3 separate regions of the Homo sapiens genome follow, and regions 1 and 2 are each linked to region 3. The links are chromatin contacts, found by Hi-C or POLR2A ChIA-PET in ENCODE. All regions are on one chromosome and are shown on one strand. The core of a region is the stretch at or near the end of the contact, and the rest is flanking DNA. Distances in the headings are between cores, read along the strand shown. Region 1 overlaps PTEN (phosphatase and tensin homolog). Region 2 overlaps PTEN (phosphatase and tensin homolog). Region 3 overlaps LOC105378415 (a long non-coding RNA gene).

Region 1 (2,970 bases), core at 454-2,953, 140 kb before region 3:
AGGCAAAGCTGTAGGAAAGGGGGCTGGAAGGAATATTAGGAGGAACACTAAATATACTTCTGAGGTCTACCTCCTGGTCTGTGAACATAAAGGAGCTGAAAGAGTAATGGCTGAAGTTCTTTAGTTTAGCTAAAGTTTTTTAGCTAAAGCTAGAATTGTTGAAAGTTGTATTTGAGGAAAAAAAGTTAAGGATACAGTTGACCGTTCGATAATGTAGCCCACTGTTGACCAGAAGCCCTACCCACAACATAAACAGGCAATAACACATATTTTGTATGTGTATTATATAGTATATTCTTAACAATAAAGTAAACTAGAGAAAAGAACATGTATCAAGAAAATCATAAGGAAGAGAAAACACATTTACAGTACTGTACTGTATTTATTGGTACCATACATTTATGTTGCTGTTTACAAGATGAAGCATCTGTCTGAAATGGCCAGCAGCTACAGCTGTACCTATCTACTGTACATATCAAGCAAGTCACTTTATTCTTATAATGTCTATGACTTCTTTCTTTGAAAGCGCTTCCATCATCACTGTTGGCACTTCATATGGGTCTCATGGTGTTAAGGTTTACGGCATTGCACTAGACACAATGAAAACTACACAAGAGGGCCGGGCACGGTGGCTCACGCCTGTAATCCCAGCACTTTGGGAGGCCGAGGCGGGCGGATCATGAGGTCAGGAGATTGAGACCATCCTGGCTAACACAGTGAAACCCTGTCTCTATTAAAAATAAAAAAATTAGCCAGGCATGGTGGCACGTGCCTGTAATCCCAGCTAATCGGGAGGCTGAGGCAGGAGAATCGCTTTTTCCCAGAAGGCGTAGGTTGCAGTGAGCCGAGATCGTGCCACTGCACTCCAGCCTGGATGATAGAGGGAGACTCTGTCGCAAAAAAAAAGAAAAGAAAAAGAAAAGAAAAGAAAAACACACAAGAGCCGTGAGAGAGATAGCTTTTGATTGCAATACACAATTTACTGGAGAGATGAGCTGATCATACAGAGATGATTAGTGTCACACAGTGTTTTAAACAGATTCTTGCAACCCTGGAGTTCACTGCAGTAGCAACAGAAGTTAGCTATGAGATTTTAACAGTAGTATAGTATGTACTACAGTTAATATTAGGTAGCTATGATTTAATGCTGCATCTTTGCATTTGTTTACATTTATCTTGACTACAAGTGGTATTATGTCTGGTCTTAAGGTTTGTGTGCATATGTTTTGATGAATTTTAACTTTTTATAATAGGTTTGTGTATATTTTATGGCAGTAAATGATAAAACAGACTAATCTACATATATTTTATGTAGTCATGACATAAACCTAACTTTTTCTTAACTTTTTGATATTTCTAGTCTATGTGTTTCATCTGCAGGTTTTTTCAAATTGTTGAAATCTCTGAAAAATTTTATTGAAAAAAAATCCATATATGTAAGTGGACCCACACATTTCAAACCTGTGTTCAAGGGTCAGCTGTGTAAATAATTTTCCTCAAAATTAAAGTGGAAAAGGAGAGTTACTACTAGTAGAAAGTAGAACTGTACCCTTGGGCAGGGGTGTGTGTGTGTAGTTAAAGATCAATTTAACTTAAAAGGTCTTGGTTAGAGAATAAAAACTGGCCCTTATTAGCTTTAATTTACATGAAAAATGAAAAATTTTAGGCCAGGCACAGTGGCTCAGGCCTGTAATCCCTTAACTTTGGGAGACCAAGGGGAGTGGATCACTTGAGGTCAGGAGTTCAAGACAGCCTGGCCAACATGCTGACTCACCCTTCCCTACTGAAAATACAAAAGTTAGCCAGGCGCAGTGGCCATCCCTACAGTGCTAGCTACTCGGGAGGCTGAGGCAGGAGAATTGCTTGAACCCGGGAGGCAAGGTTGCGGTGAGCTGAGATCGCACCACTGCACTCCAGACTGGGTGACAGAGCGAGACTCCATCTCAAAAAAAAAAAAAAAAAAAAAAGATTTGAAAACAGAGTATTTTTTAATCTGCAAGAGCTTTACAGCCTTTTATTCATATGTATAAGCTTTTAAAGATGACTAAAATTTTAGTGTGGACTTTCCACTCATTGGAAATCCTATATTGCAGGTGTTAATTCAATTTTAGTGAGTGTGCATCATGGCTCAGAGAGATAGGACTAGAATGAGGAGGTCACATTGGAGACTCTGAAACAGATACATGTGAGCCTCCCAACTTTTTAATATTTGTTAATCTAGAAGTGTTGAATTTTGGGTGCTGACAAGGCAGCAGGTAGATAAGAATTGCAAAGTTAAGAAAATAGACTGTAATATTGATGGTAAACTAATTGATTAAATTTTAAAATGTACTTTTCCATGTTTTTCTTTGAATTGTCAGTAATTTTGTTTCAACTGGTATTCATACATAGATTATTCACCCAATGTTGACAACTAGTAGATTTATATATTTTTTATGTTGCCTATCCTTTTTTGGGTAAGGATTAACAGAATGTATAATCACCTACATTATAGGTACACTACTAATCACTTGCTACTTGAAAAAACCTAAAGCTTTGAAATCTTTTTATTATTGCACACAAACTTATGCCAAAAATGGAGATAAAGAGAAAAATGTCATCCACTAAACCCCAACAAATAATGTTGACAATGTGGTCTACTCGTAGACTCGCATTGACTTAATTTTTTTAAATCTTATTGCATATTTTGACTAGATAATAAATGCATATGGTTAAAAAATTCACATGGTTCAAAAAAGTACACCTCCCACTCATCTTCCATGTGATATTTCCTTTCTGCTTAGCAATTCTGTATTTATCTTGCTAAACATGAATGACAGTTGTTTGCTGAAATTACATTAAATGTGACGTAATAAAATCATTGTAAGTTTACATTTTTTAACTTTAATAATTTTTAATGTTTTAATGAAGAGTATGAAGAGTAGTAGTACTGCTCTTCAAAGTACTACTACTTTACCTTACCTTTTACTG
Region 2 (2,808 bases), core at 26-2,525, 160 kb before region 3:
TTGCAAACATACATAATTTGAAGATCTTAAAATATTTGCACTAGGCATACCCACATTTAATAGTATGTTAAATCTTTTATAGCAATTATGATATACATGGGTGAAGAAGAGTTCCTAATATGGCCTTTCTGATTAACTGTATCTGTTTATATCTGTGTTTTCTTCAGGCATTCATAACATTAAGCAAATTCAGGTGTACTGTTACTTAATTGAATTAATCAGTTTGTTTTGTACAAGTATATTTTATTTTTGTTCCTTGTTGTATAATCTGGTAGGAATGGGGAAGGGGAGATAGTGAATAAAGAGATGTATACTTCTTGCCTTTGAGGAATTTAAGTTTTCACTGTATACCAATTTTTTAAAGGTATTTACTATATTTCAGTGCATATTTTATTTGACATACTTTATCATTTTGTGGTAAACCTTTAGCTTTACTAATTTTCATCTATTAAGTTTTCTTTTGTAAGATGGTGATAGCTTCATCAAAGAGAGTAAAGAAGAGACCTGCCTACCTAGCTGATTCTATGGCAAATCTCACTTCTCTGGAAGCTTTTCCTGTTAATCTTATTCCTTCAGTTTCTGCCTCTTGTTTCATAAAAACTCATTCTTTAAATGCTTATTCATTTCTCTTGTCTCATATAAACCAATATGAGGTACTGGTATCTTTTGAGTTTTAGTTATAAGGAAGCATAAATGGTTAAATTTAAATGGCTAAACCCCATTTGCCATTTGTGTATCTTTAATTTTAGTTTGTTGAGAGACTTATCACTACCAAACCACAAAGAATTTAAAAGAAACTGTCAGTAGGTATAGGTGGAAGGAGGGCATTTATCAGAGATTTTAATTTAAGAAGAAAGTCTTCATCCTTATCCTACCAACCCCCATTCCCTGAGCATATTTATCATTACTAGTCCCAGCATATTTGCTCCCATATTTCCTATGCTTACCTGTGAAGATTTTCATAACTTTTTCCTTGCTTTTTACTGTCACTGTTGGTTCTGTGATTTATGACAGATACTGCTCTTGTAGGAATGCTGGCTTTGACTGAAATTTGTTACTGCTTTTGTATTTAAAACTTTTTTTTTATTATAAGTAGAATTATGGAACAGTAGTAGAAAAAGTTTGACTTTTGTAATCAGAGATACTGAGCTTGAGTTCTGGCTCTTTCATTTGTATACTGTTATTTGGGGCAAGTTTTTTAATGCTCTTAAGTCTTAGCTTTCTCATATATAAAATGGAGATAATAACAGTTATCACGTGATTGTGAGGATGAAACAAAAAAAAGTGGAAACTCTTTGTAAGGTGTGTTCATCTGGTTGACACTTAGTAGTCATTACTTCCACTTTCCGTCCATATAGTCCTCTTAACAGTAATATTTGAGAGGCATTTTTATTAAAGCAGTCTTAAGGAGTGTTCGTCAAACCACATGTTCTGGGATCCTGAGAAAGTAGGGGAAGTTTAGAGAACTGAAGCTGCACAAAACTAATGTTTATTTTCTGTTGTGTTGTCCTGAGACCAGCTTCTTAGATTGTGTTTCCTAGTCCTACATCTCTGATTCCTTATAAAATATTCCATTATGAATTCTTCACTATTGACAATTTCTCCCCTTTTATCTTAAAAGTACCAAAGAAAGTGTAAAATGTGACTGTCTTGTCAGTCCTCTTTTTCCTGTTTTTCATGTCAGTGGGTATGAAATTACTAGCAAGGATGCATATATGTGCATATGTCATTACTAAATGCATTTTCTTTCTAGAAAAACTCAATATACTAAATTGTACTAAAAAGGAAAAGCTTGTTTTGTTTTGAGTGGTAGTATGAAAGTTGTTTTATTTTAGGTCTGACCAGTTAGAAACCAATGGATTGTAGTTTATTTATAATTAGTTAAACCTTCATGTGAATTTGGTTTTGAATTACCTTTAAGGTAGAGAAGAAACTATATAGATGTTTTTCAGGGTTTCTAAATGTACAATACAGGTTCACAATCACTTATTTGAAACTCTTGGGGCCAAGTATGTTTCCATTTTCAGAAATTTTAGTTTTCAAAAGGTAGCACAGATAAATATACTTTTACATAAACACCCCAGTGGGGTGTGGGTCAGTACCTGAAATGAAATGTTTTACTCTTCGCTCTAAGTGTATTAAATATTATGTACAATCTTATTACTTCAGATCAGGATTTGCTGTAGTTGAGTTTGCCATAAAACTTAAGAGAAAATTTTAGATGTTTTGAACTTTTGGGATATTGAAATTGCAGGTTAAGGAGCTATGGACCTTTATTTGTTTTAAAATGCTAAGAGTTTATTTTAAGTAATTTTTAAAAAATTTGTTTTGCATAGTAGTTGGAGTTACCAGGGTACTGCTAACCACACTGATATGTAAGATCTCTTTCTGAGCCTTTTATTGTTTGTAAACATGGCCTGTTAATCATTAGAAAGCCAGTACATACTAACATATCACTGCTATTAAGACAAATATTAGCATACTCTAGTAATGACAAGTCAGCATTTTACTATTCTGTATTGATTTTACTTATTCTTTCATTACTCTCATACTGTAATTAAAACTTGCAATCTGAGAGACTGTTGAAAAAGGTGATCGTTGGCTTTTCAACAGGGAGTAAGGTCTGGTTTAAAAAAAAATTAGTAAGCATTTGGCCAAGTAGATTAACAACATTCAGTTTTTCTTTACTGTCCTTATGCTTTTACTATTTTTAACATATATCTTTTTGAAGAATAGTTTGAGAATTATGTATGCTTAACTATGAGATACAGATACTATTGAAACTAGTCAGTTGTTTATAGGTACTTG
Region 3 (2,989 bases), core at 272-2,771:
ACTGGTAAATATTGCAAAGGAAGAATCAAAAAGCACAAAAAAGTAGGAAAAGAGAGGAAAGGCAGGAGACATTTTAAACTTGTAAAGATAGATTATTGGCAAAATGATTGTCATTAGCTGAAGTGGGGATTTCTGGAAGAGTCATTAGTTTTGGGGGAAATGACTTTGGGAGTTGCTAAATTGAAGGATGAGAATGCATGTATGAAGGGAGTCTAGTCCAGGAGGGAAATCAAGACATATTTGGTAGTTCCAGTCTCCTGAAAACTCAGGTACCAAATGTCATGCACAGTGACTGGAGAGACATATTTGGAAGTCAGTTTCAAGGCCCAGTAAAATGATATGACTGGATGAGATCTCCAAAGATGGAGCAGCAGAAAACCACTGTCTGAATCTTGCTTGTGCACACGCGTCAGGGGGTGGAAGGAGGAAGTGGACACAGCAGATGTGGCGTACTGGCTTGCGTGGTCGTAGTAGGGTTAAAAGGTTCCCAACAGAAAAGGGAGGAGAGAGAGCCAAAGTGGAGCACTGTTGCCTTCTGGATTGCCACTGAGAAGCTGAGAAGGAGCACTGAGAATAAGCCACTGAACACCGCAACTAGAAGTCTTTGGTGGCTCTTGAGAAAGCAATTTCAGTAGTGAGCGCATCAGTTTAGCAGGTGTTTGGAGTGAATGGTAATGAAATAAATAGAGGACACATAGACCAGTGGTTTTTTGAACTTGGCTTGAACACTGTAATCACCTGGAGGGTTTTTAAAAATTACAAATTCCTAGACCTCACATCAGACCTTATGAGTCAAATCTTTAGTTGACAGGCCTAGGAAACTGAGTTTTTGCAGATGACTTAGATGAAGCCAGTTTATAGTCAGCATTTGTGAACCCACTGGGAGGTAATAAAAGATGAGAAATAGGAGACACTTGAGGGGACGGTAGGGTTGAGGAAGTTTTCTGGGTAGTATTTTTTTCTTGTTTCTTTTTAGAAAACAGGAGACTCAAGCTCCTTTTCCAGGCAGTGAAGATATGAGTGAGACCAAGTATCCTCATGGAGAAATCAGCTCTAGGAAATAGGAGAGGGACCTCCAAGCCAGGTGGGTGAAATCAGGCCTGGGAAGAGATAGATGGCAAGGTGGTAGGAGGTGGAGATTAAAGTGAGAATTCAAGGAAGTGAAGGCAACTCCTGCAATCTTTCCAAATTAAGCTTTGTGTAGTCTTTGAAGAGTGATTCAATTCACCTAAGAACCTTGCATATTCCTCCTTATGACTTTGTTGAGCATATTACATGGCACTTTCATAATGCCAGCTACCCAGGAAATGCAGGTTATGAAAGCTTAGAATTATGAAATGACACAGGTTGTGTGGTTAAACATGAGCTTATCTTTTGAAAGTTTCTATTTCACAGCTTCTGAGGGGATGCACTGTGCATGACTTTTGGTACCTGAGTTTTCAGGAGACTGGAACTGAAAGGAAGAATTCACCAACTACCTGTTTTAGCCCCAGGCAGCATCATCAGAGTCATGCTTGGAGGTGGAAGGGAACACCCTTGTGGCTGGGCCCACAGAACATGTTGAAAACGAGTTCTCAGTATTGTGGCAGGAAGTATTGGGTCACGAGTCGCAACTCACACCTTTCTATAGCTGGCTGTCTCAGCTCTTTGTGAAATCTGGGTCTGAAATCACCTCCTTCTCCCTTCTTCCCTGTGTCTGCACAGTCCAACTGCCCTTTGTGGATTATCTTTGCATCTCGTGAAGCACATACCTAGCATGTTCTTATGATAGCAGTGTGGTCCAGATAGTGAATAACAACCACTACAGCCTATTGAACTCTTATTCTGTGCATTTTATCTAGCCCTTCTTCTGGAATGTGCCTCTGCAAAACTTCTGTTTTAACATCTGTGACAATTAAGTGATTTTTTTCATATTATAAAAAACAATACAACAAATATTAATAACAGTGCTCATTGTATGCCAGGCACTGTTTTAAGTATTTTATGTATCTTGATGCACTTAAACTTCAGAACCACCCTGTGATGTAGTTATTCTGATCCCCATTTTACAGATGAGGGAATTGGAGCTCAGCGAGCAGACATGTGGCTCCAAAATCATATAGCTAATGAGTGATGGGTCAGTGTACTGATACCGAAGCCAGAGCTGTTAACTCATAAATGATGAAATAGATTGAAATGTAGTTCACTAGAAGGGGAAGACATCTTTAGGAATTTGCTATTGATTCAGGTTGCTCCCTGATTTTTTAGCACAAGCGTGGCAAGGCATTCTTCCAATAACCTCAGCTGAAATGCCTGCTTGGAGGACTCAGGTGCTCCATCTTCATCACGTATGTGCTGCTTGGGTTTAGAAAAGCCAGGTGGATCAGTCCCTGAAGCCTGTAATACTTTCCATCATCTCACAGAACACAAGAGTGAGGCTGACCCTCTGCCTACATCTCAGAAAACCTGAGGGACAGAGAGGTCATTTATTTACTCCTTCAACAAATAGTCCATTTCTTGCACACCTCTCTGTGACTTGTCCTGTGTTTGTGGTGTAGAAACAGAGGCATGGGGTGCAGTCCCAGGAGAGGGTGCTCGCAGGAGCACAGAGAAGACTACTCAGGGTGATCCACCCATGCCAGATGGACATACATAGGAGGGCCCTAACCCAGGTAGTGAGATGAGCATGTGTTAGTTTTGTGAACTGAAGCTTATCCCCGATATAGAGTGAAACCTTAGATTGCAGACTTTCAGGATTCAAGGTAGGAGGATGGTACATTCCCATGACGGTAGGCTACAGGGGTGCTGTGACTGTGATTTCTCTCTTGCCCATGGAGAAAAGTGTGACAAGGGCAACAGCCCTGACAACTGCTTGGTGAGAGGAGAGCATGATTATCTGGCACTGTGCCAGCAGTGCTGTGCGAGCTGGGGACTGAGGATCAGGCTGACCTTGATTGGAGGTCTTCCCCACGATTTGCTAGCCGGGTGACTTTAGGCAAGGTATTTGCCA

What was found. A loop is a pair of places that touch in the nucleus more often than their neighbours do. ChIA-PET counts read pairs that join two places held with the same protein, here RNA polymerase II (POLR2A). Pooled maps may share reads with other maps.
Region 1: a map of CD4-positive, alpha-beta T cell shows a loop between it and region 3 (2.3-fold over the local background). The contact joins two enhancer-like sites. A Hi-C loop is called at or near these places in 4 of 168 maps with a recorded cell type or tissue (CD4-positive, alpha-beta T cell, CD4-positive, alpha-beta memory T cell, naive thymus-derived CD4-positive, alpha-beta T cell and 1 more), 9 of 37 single-sample maps with no recorded cell type and 8 of 50 pooled maps. POLR2A ChIA-PET finds 5 or more read pairs at or near these places in 5 of 52 experiments (OCI-LY7, T-cell, WTC11 and 2 more).
Region 2: a loop to region 3 is called in a map of natural killer cell, with 3 times the contacts of the local background. The contact joins two enhancer-like sites. A Hi-C loop is called at or near these places in 1 of 168 maps with a recorded cell type or tissue (natural killer cell), 9 of 37 single-sample maps with no recorded cell type and 9 of 50 pooled maps. POLR2A ChIA-PET finds 5 or more read pairs at or near these places in 4 of 52 experiments (B cell, OCI-LY7, T-cell and 1 more).

What each region holds. Positions count from the first base shown.
Region 1 is chr10:87,946,993-87,949,962 of GRCh38, forward strand. The region is part of intron 5 of PTEN (phosphatase and tensin homolog); the gene reads left to right. Among named protein-coding and RNA genes, the nearest start is that of PTEN, 85 kb to the left of the region's middle. Within about 2 kb of position 1,704, at least 2 of the 41 ENCODE cell types and tissues checked have a DNase peak (open chromatin) inside an H3K27ac peak, as active enhancers do.
Region 2 is chr10:87,927,881-87,930,688 of GRCh38, forward strand. All of the region lies in intron 3 of PTEN (phosphatase and tensin homolog), which reads left to right. Among named protein-coding and RNA genes, the nearest start is that of PTEN, 66 kb to the left of the region's middle. RefSeq lists a silencer at 1,256-1,355. Within about 2 kb of position 1,276, at least 2 of the 41 ENCODE cell types and tissues checked have a DNase peak (open chromatin) inside an H3K27ac peak, as active enhancers do; they include B cell, where a contact is called at or near this core.
Region 3 is chr10:88,090,295-88,093,283 of GRCh38, forward strand. All of the region lies in intron 1 of LOC105378415 (a long non-coding RNA gene), which reads right to left. Among named protein-coding and RNA genes, the nearest start is that of PTEN, 230 kb to the left of the region's middle. RefSeq lists an enhancer at 1,501-1,550. Within about 2 kb of position 1,522, at least 10 of the 41 ENCODE cell types and tissues checked have a DNase peak (open chromatin) inside an H3K27ac peak, as active enhancers do; they include B cell, where a contact is called at or near this core.